Linked DNA regions of Homo sapiens: region 1 is linked to region 2. A link is a contact called in ENCODE Hi-C data. All regions are on one chromosome and are shown on one strand. Each heading gives the region's core, a stretch centred on a gene start or an enhancer-like site at or near the end of the contact. The rest is flanking DNA. Distances are from core to core; before and after follow the strand shown. Region 1 overlaps SV2C (synaptic vesicle glycoprotein 2C). Region 2 overlaps LINC01331 (long intergenic non-protein coding RNA 1331).

Region 1 (4,327 bases), core at 368-2,867, 1.7 Mb after region 2:
CCGGCTGGTTTACACGCCTGAATCTGGGCGAGGTTTTCTCAATCCTATTTTATGAAATCCATCTGCCTCTGGTGTTTATGTTGGGGTGGGAGTTAATAATGAAAGAGCAAAATAATCTCATAATGTACTTGTTCCCATCAGGCCTGCAATGTGTGTCTCTGATGGAACAAGAAAGAGAGAGATCCTGAATCTTCTTTGCCATGGCACTGCCACTCCCACCTCGGGCCCTAAGCACAGACGATGCTATAGACCAGGAATCACCAAGCTTGTCTGTGAAGGCCCAGATAGTGAATACGTCAAATTTTTTAGGCCACCTGTGGTCTCTATCACATTTTCTTCTTTACTGTAGCCATTTTAAAAAATGTAAAAAAGAATGCTTAGCTTGTACGCTGCACGAAAGCATAGTTCGTGGACCCCTGCTACAAACCTGCACATTCTTTGTTACTAGCTAAGAATATGTCTCCAAATGTGGACATGGTCTCCTATCCTGATAAGCAAGGGTCCTCCTGTTCATCTAGCCCAACGCTGATGCTGGAGGCAGGCTTTGGCTCCTGCTTCATGCCCTCTTGGCCAGCACAAGTGCTGATACCCTGTTTACTGCTGTTGCTGTGAATGTTAAAGTCTCAGAGCCAAGAATCTCATGTGTTCTGCTGGCACCCGTGAGCCTGGCGGTCTAACTGACTAAATTTCAGGTAAGGTGAAATCTCAGACCCCTCACAGTTCTTGAGAGAGGCAGAAGGGGAAGGGAAGGAGAGGGGGCATGGTGAGAGATACCAGAAAAAACACTACACGGAAAAGAGATGACCCAAATGAAGAGGTCAGTTCCCCAACCCCTACGCTGGCCTGGTGTTTAAGTCCAGTTTCCATGTTGGCCTTCACAGAATCAGAGCTCTTCTTTGCTAGATAAAGTGTGGGGGAGTCTTTGGCTCCCCCTGGAGGCTAGAGTTTGCCAACGACAGGTAGGACCTGAAACACAATATGAATTGCTCTTTACTGTAAAACAAAAGGAAAGCTGACCATGACGAGATTTTACTCAAATGGCCCAGGGGTTAGGTATAATTCAATTAAAAAGGGAATTTGTCCTTTAAAGTAGGGGGATATATATATATGGCTTTAACTAAAAAGAAAAATGGACACAGAATCTAACAGTGAATGTTTAGGTATTAGTGACAGTCATCATTGTTAAAGTGCAGAGAGAAAATTAGATCTAACACAGAAGAGTAACATGGTGCTAAAATTTCCCCCATATCCCAGACAACTTCCTGTTTGCAGCTCGATGTGCTGATGAGATACTTTTAACACGAATCCTGAGGGCAGTGGACCTTAGAAAAATTATCATCTACAATTGTATGTTAAATTGCTAAGTAATTAAGATGTAAGATCTAGAAAATCACATACAATTTATTTCCAACAGCTGAAATTAGAACTTTCTAAATAAAAGCTAACCATACAACCCAAGGGTTTAACAAGTCAGAGTCTGTTTGGGAAAGCCAGCGTGTGTGTCCCCGAGAGGTGGATTGCAATCAGTAATAAAGGCATGAGTCCAGCCCTGTCAGATCTGTCTGACAGCCCCCACTGCACTCTGTCAGAATCTCCGCATGGGGATGGGTCAGGTTGCAGATGGTGACAGCATCATCCGAAAGTCTATGAGAAAGTGAAGGTAACACAAAGCCCTGGGATCCCTACCTTCCACACTGCTCTGCTTATCTGCACACACAGCTGTGAGGCTCCAGCCAGGCCCCCAGGAGCAATTTGTTATTTGTGACAACCTTGTGTGCATGGTGTTCTCCCTCACCCCCCACCCCAACACACACACAGGGAGCCAAAGTTTACTACGTTTAGTCTAAGTTGGGTTTTGAGATTTAAATGTTCAAGACTTAAGTGATTACCGATGGGGAAAATAGGAAGTGGCCTGGAGGTTCTCAGTTCGGGGGAGAATGGTTGTGCAAATAGAAAACCATGGTAGTGAATCTGCTACCCAGTTTTCTAAGAAGAGCTGCGGTTTTGTTTCATCCTGTCTCAGAGCTTTATTAATCAGCCATATTGTAGGTGACATGCTCCAGGACACACAGAATTTATGTCCTTGTGCTCTTTCCTCTAAGAGCTAATTAATGTATTTTTATTGGTGAGAAAGTTCACTCCACATATTTCTTCTCCTTGCATCATGATCAATTCTCCAATCTTAAAACCAAATCACCCACCACCACCACCCATAAACACCCTCTGCTTCAATCCTGGTCCCCATTTACTTAATTCCTATCTTTCCCCTACTTTTAAAATCTATTCATTAAAACAAAACAAAAGCCAAAAACATCTTTCCTGGGATTGCCTGGAGAAGACTTGACAGGACCAAGAGGGAAAACTTTCTAACCCCCAATCACTGTTTAGTTTATGGCTGGAATTATGGGGGAAAAGTAGAATGAGGTTGCTTTTGATGTTCTTTTGAAATGATTTGCAGCATTGAAAGAAATATTAGCAATTAAGCCATTTTGATTTTCTTTAAAACTGAAAGTAGAGGCCGGCAAGGTGGCTCACGCCTGTAATCCCAGCACTTTGGGAGAACGAGGTGGATGGATCACAAGGTCAGGAGATCGAGACCATCCTGGCTAACATGATGAAACCCCGTCTCTACTAAAAATACAAAAAATTAGCCGAGCACGGTGGCGGGCGTCTGTAGTCCCAGCTACTCGGGAGGCTGAGGCAGGAGAATGGCGTGAACCCGGGAGGCAGAGCTTGCAGTGAGCCGAGATCACGCCACTGCACTCCAGCCTGGGCGACAGAGCGAGACTCTGTCTCAAAAAAAAAACAACAAAAAACAGAAAGTACAGAAGTGTATATATTTAATAATCAATTATATTAATCAATATATTATATATTAATATATACAAATAATATATACAAATATATTAATCTGTATATATGATTCTTAATGCTGTATTTCTTATAGTCTGGGTATCCCAGTGAATGAAATATTTTCAGCAGTGTTTTGGGAAGTACAGAGATCTTCCCTTATATGTTCCAGGACCCGCTAGTGATACCTAGAATCGCAGATAGTACCGTCCCCTATATATACTGTTTTTTCAATATATACATACCCATGGTAAAGTTCAACTTACAAATTCAGCATAGTAGGATATTAATAACAATAACTGATAATAAAATAATAAACTAGAATAATTATAACAATATACTATAATAAAAGTTACCTAAATATGGTATTTCTGTCTCTCAAAATAACTTAATATTTTCAGACCATGGTTGGCTGCGAATAACTGAAACCACTGAAGGCAAAACCGCAGATAAGGGGGAACTACTGTATGCTATTCCAGATATGTGTTATTATGTCCCAAACTATCCAAAATCTTAGTGGCTTTAAACAATAGCCATTTTATTGTATCTCACACTCCTGTGTGACTTTGGAACTTGGACAAGGCTTGGCTAGGTGATTCTTCTGTTCTTGGTGGTTTAAACAGAGGTCACTCAGTGGTATTTTGCTGGAGGGTCTAAGATGACTGACATCTGGGCAGGAATGGCTGAAAGATTGTTTTCTTGTTCTGTTCCTCTAAAATACCAGTTCCTCTTAGATATTTATGCTTTGTTTGTTCACTGTGCTGATATAGAGGAGATTTCTCTGAAAAGAAAACCATACTTTCATTGTTTATAATTATGCTTAAACTTAAGAAGATAAATACATTTTTCATAAGTCTGTTTCTCATGCATTTTGGGCCCAGTGGGGACAGTAGGTGAGAGCACCTATCTGTGACCTCTTCAGCATATCAGTCTCAGGGTAGTCAGATGTACAGATGGGGCCTCAGGGCTCCAAAAGCAAGTGCTATGGTAGACAAGGTGGAAACTGCATGGCCTTTTATTACCTAATCTTGAAAGTCACATAGCATCACTTCTGTCATACACTATTCATTCAAGCAGTTACCCAGAATCAAGGAGAGGCAACATAGACTTCACCTTTTCATGGGAAGAGCATTGCAGAATTTGCAGCTGTGTTGTACAGTCACCAAACATGCACACAGGAGACATCTCCATTCTATTACATGTTAGAGTAAATTTCTTTTCTTTTTCAGGTGTAGTATTTCCAAAATATTGTTCCCACCATTGAGTTTTATAGCAGTGGCTCCCAGTCTTTTGGATTTTTAATTCCAATTTTGAAAAAAAAGAATGAGCAAGATTGACAGAGGGAAGCCCACCTTTATTTTACTAAGGAAGAACATTTAAAAATAATGATTGCAATAACATGCACACTACTCTTTATACTCACTATCATTTTATAAAACAAAAGGCATGTTCACATTAAAATAATAGGAAGGGCATG
Region 2 (4,402 bases), core at 1,008-3,507:
TTCTTATGACTATACCACAGTCTATCCATTTCTCTATCCCATTGGTCCTCAAACTCTAGCATACATCAGAAGCACCTCAAGGCCCTCACAGTACAATACTTATATGAATGTGTGTGGTTGTGTTCCAATAAAACGTTACTGTGGATACTAAAATTTGTATTTTGTAAAATTTTTACATAATATAAAACAATATTTGTCTCTGATATTTTTAAGCATTAAAAATGTAAAAACTGGCCAGGTGCAGTTGCTCACACCTATAATCCCAGCACTTTGGGAGGCTGAGGTAGGCGGATCACCTGAGGTCAGGAGTTCGAGACCAGCCTGGCCAACATGGTGAATCCCCGTCTCTATTAAAAATACAAAAATTAGCTGGACGTGGTGGCACACACCTGTAATCCCAGCTACTCAGGAGGCTGAGGCAAGATAATCATTTGAACACAGGAGGTGGAGGTTGCAGTGAGCCAAGATCGTGCCACTGCACTCCAGCCTGGGTGACACAGCAAAGCTCTGTCTCAATCAATCAATCAATAAAAATATAAAAACTATTCACAAACTGTGCAAAGAGGGATTTGGCTGGATTTGAGCCCAGGAGGCTTAATTTGCCCAGCCCCTGCTCTAGTCACCAGAGTTGGGTCAGTTCCACTGTTTTGCTGGAACAAACAGTGCTCCTTTAGCTTTTGTCATAGACCCTCAGAGTAAATACAGTCATGCGCTACATAATGACATTTTGGTCAACAACAAACCACATATAGGATGTTAGGCCTATAAAATAATACTATATTTCTACTGTAACACTGTACCTTTTCTATGTTTAGATATGTCTAGGTAAACAAATACTTACCATTGTGTAACAATTGCCTACAGTATTCAGTACAGCAACATGCTATCCAGGTTTGTAGCCTAGGAGCAATAGGCTATACCATATAGCCTAGGTGTGCAGGAGGCTATACTGTCTAGGTTTGTGTGAATACACTCTATGATGTTCACACAACCTAACCACACATTTCTCAGAATGTATCCCCATCATTAAGCAATGCATAACCATACTTAGAAGTGAAATAACTAAGTCATAGAGGATTTACTGGGTATCGCCAATTTGCTCTACAAAGGAATAGTGCAAAATCTGCCTTCTACCAACAATGAATATGAGTTTCTATTTACCTAGATCCTTGACAAACACTTGGTGTTAGCAGGCCTTTTGAAGTTTGTCTGTCTGGTGGATACGAAATGGTGTCTTACTGGTGTGTTCATTTGCATTTCCTTGGTCGTTCATGAGGTTGAGCGTCTTTGCAGTTGTTGTTCACCATTTGCCCTTCCTCTCTATGGAACTGCCCCTTTATACTTTTTCCCATTTTTAAAATTGTTGGTGTGAAATCACTCATATATTTTTGATACCTATTGTTTGTTGAATTTTAGAAATGGAAAAATTTCCCAGTCTGAGTTTTATTTTAAGTTCTATTTACAGTGCTTTGTCATGCAGAAGTTTACTAATTTTTATGTAGTCAGGTGTATAAATCTTCTTTGTTATATGTTCCTTATGTTTCATTTAAGAAATTCCTTTCTGTTCCAATGTCTTCAAATGTTAATCTTCCCTCTTTTTTCTCTAAAAGTTTCTAAGTTGTGATTTTCATATTTAGCTCTCCAATCCACTTGAACCTTATTTTTATACTGGTGAAAGGTATACTCTTTTTGGGTGGGGAGCAATATGGTTAGATAATTGTCTATGTTGATTTGTAACGCCTCCTCTGTTACAGATAAAGTTTAATGTAAATGTAAATGTAAATTTTTTTAATGGAGAAAAAACTTTGCCTAAAGTTTATCCTAGAGGCATAGATATGGGAACAAAGTTAATATGCTACAGGATAAGTAATAAATAATATGAGTTGCTGTGTTGCCGTGATACAATAGCCAAGATATGCGTCAGCAAAGCCAGAAAATGTCTGTTTGAAAGAAAAAAAAATTCAGCTACATGAGTATTTGACATGTAATTTTTTGATGATGCTGAGACAAAATTTGAGCAAAAGCTTTGTAAAAAAAAAAAAAAAAAAAAAGAACCTTCCTCCCACCCCCTGCCAAAACAAGAGATAAAGGAAAGCAAGGTGATCTCTTTAAAAACAAGTGGGGAATCACTGGACAGCTCTCTGTGTTAGTAATAGCAGACATGCAGCAAAAGCATAATCCATGAACCTGACATTGGCTACCCAAACAGAGAAGCAGAAAATCCAGTCGGGCAGACCTGGGCCGTGGCAGGCACTGAAGACTAATGGTGCTGCATGAATGGGCAGAGCTGGTGCCCCATCTGTGTGAAATCAAGAGGGAGTTTCAATTTGGCTTATTTCAGAGAGCTCAATAGGAAGTGAAAATAACAGGCCGTAATGGTCTCATGAAGAATAAAGCACCCCTATATTTCACACCACTACTGAGTTTTGCTAACATATTAGATTGAACTATATGAAATTGTCATTTCTGAAGTTAGAAAAAGAAGGTTGACTATCTTCACTTTCATATAGCTCAACCTAATATAAGAGAAGGATAGTGCTACGTTACATATTTGGGCGTCTCTTGCTCAAAAATGAGTCAATATAATGAAATTCTCCACTCAGATTCAAGGAGGGCACTCACTGGTGTGGGAATTACGGACTCTTCTCCCATATCGTTAGCAGACTGGCAACCCTGGAAGTCGAGTTTTCTCAGGCTAAAGGAGAGAAGTCCTCTGACTCAGAGACTTGGTGACTTCCCTCACCAACCCATCAGGATAACGGTATCAAGAGCATACTTCTAGGTGTTCCTTTGTCTAAAAATCTCCTCCAATGACATGAATAATGCTTTTCTCAGCAATGGCATCCTGTTCTGCTCACTCACACTCTGCAGTTAGATCACCCAGAAAATGAGATAAAACTACTGAAATCAATTAAAAGCATCTGATACACCAGACAAAGCCTCTTGGGTTGTTCAGAAAGAATCAGCAGAGCCAATGATTTCCTCCCATGACATCCAGTGAGAGCACTCTCTACAATAATGTTCTCTAGTCCAGCTCTTCCTGCTATTTCATACCAAACTTGGGGCTCAAGAGTCATATTAGTTCATCTTTCCAGCTGCCAGATGGGCAGTCAGCTTACACTTGGTCACTTTCCAGCTTCTCTAAATATATGTGTTTCTGATGTTATGCAGAATTTCTCATTCTGACACTAGGAAATCAGATTCTATTAGTGTATCAAGGAAATGTGAAGGGACCCAATGGGCTGTGAATCTCTCTGACCAAAATCCTAAAGTACATACATTAGATTAACTACAATCACTTTCAGATTTTCTTGTCTCTCTTTGTTCCCCATATTTTCAACACTTTCTCAGGCTGCTCCCTTAGGATCACAGATAATTAAATAAGAATACCCTAAATGAAAGAAATTGAATTGGAAGCTTTTAGAATTCTCTTCTCATCATCTAATTACATGAATAACATGTATGGGCAGCCTGACTCCTAGCTAATTCCCTCTCTGAATTTTTAGCTCTCATACAATTTGAACAGCAAATCCTAAAACCACAGGGTGGGTATTTTCCACTGCTTTGGTGACATACTTTTTTTTTCAAATTTTCCTGAAGTACACTTTGCCAGAAGACTGCCTTGAGGCTACCCCTGGTCCAGAGAATCTTCAAAAACCACATTGAAACAATTGTTGTTGCTCTTATCCTCTTCAGCATCTTGAGAATGTCCTTTCCCCATCTTTACATCTACAGTCTCCACAGGGAGACTATTAACTTCCCGCAGTGTCCTTTCAGCCAGCCCACGAAAAAGGCCAGGAAGAGCAACACTGTCAAGGCAGCCACATCTGCTCAATTGCACTAATCAAGATTCTGGGGCAGTATGTCATAACTCAGACTGAATGGAGCCAAATCCCATGGTCTGATGATAGAAGAACAAAGAAACTCAGGCTCTCTTACTTTACCCTCACATCACAGAATGCTTGTGTAGCCTCTGGTCTCCAAAATGTGTGGGGACTTCTCCCCTCCAAGCAATTCTCCAGCTGATCCCAGCTGGGTATCCCCTAATTTAACTCAATTCTGACACTGTCTACCTGGAGATGGTGTCAGATCCCCCAGGTTGAGGGCTCAGTCCCACAAGACTGCCCCCGACTTCAGATGCCAATCAAAAGCCCTGGGTTGTTTTACCTGAGCTTCTGAGCAACCACCTATAAATCGGGGGTTTTCATGGCTCCCTTCTTGAGTTTGATTAATTTGCTACAGCAGGTCTTAGAACTCAGGGATACACTTACTTACATTTATCATTTTATGATAAAGGATATTGCAAAAGATACAGATGAATAGCCAGATGGAAGAGACACATAAGGCGAGGTACGGGGAAGAGATGTGGAGCTTCTTTTCCCTCTCCAAGAGCACCATCCTC

What was found. Hi-C counts contacts between places; a loop is a spot of excess contacts on that map. Pooled maps may share reads with other maps.
Region 1: a pooled map shows a loop between it and region 2 (8-fold over the local background). The contact joins two enhancer-like sites. A Hi-C loop is called at or near these places in 2 of 37 single-sample maps with no recorded cell type and 2 of 50 pooled maps.

What each region holds. Positions count from the first base shown.
Region 1 is chr5:76,174,319-76,178,645 of GRCh38, forward strand. All of the region lies in intron 2 of SV2C (synaptic vesicle glycoprotein 2C), which reads left to right. It also overlaps the pseudogene RAP1BL. Among named protein-coding and RNA genes, the nearest start is that of SV2C-AS1, 93 kb to the left of the region's middle. RefSeq lists an enhancer at 1,793-1,872. Within about 2 kb of position 1,618, at least 3 of the 41 ENCODE cell types and tissues checked have a DNase peak (open chromatin) inside an H3K27ac peak, as active enhancers do.
Region 2 is chr5:74,488,679-74,493,080 of GRCh38, forward strand. All of the region lies in intron 2 of LINC01331 (long intergenic non-protein coding RNA 1331), which reads right to left. Among named protein-coding and RNA genes, the nearest start is that of LINC01331, 46 kb to the right of the region's middle. RefSeq lists enhancers at 2,035-2,094, 2,685-2,734. Within about 2 kb of position 2,258, at least 3 of the 41 ENCODE cell types and tissues checked have a DNase peak (open chromatin) inside an H3K27ac peak, as active enhancers do.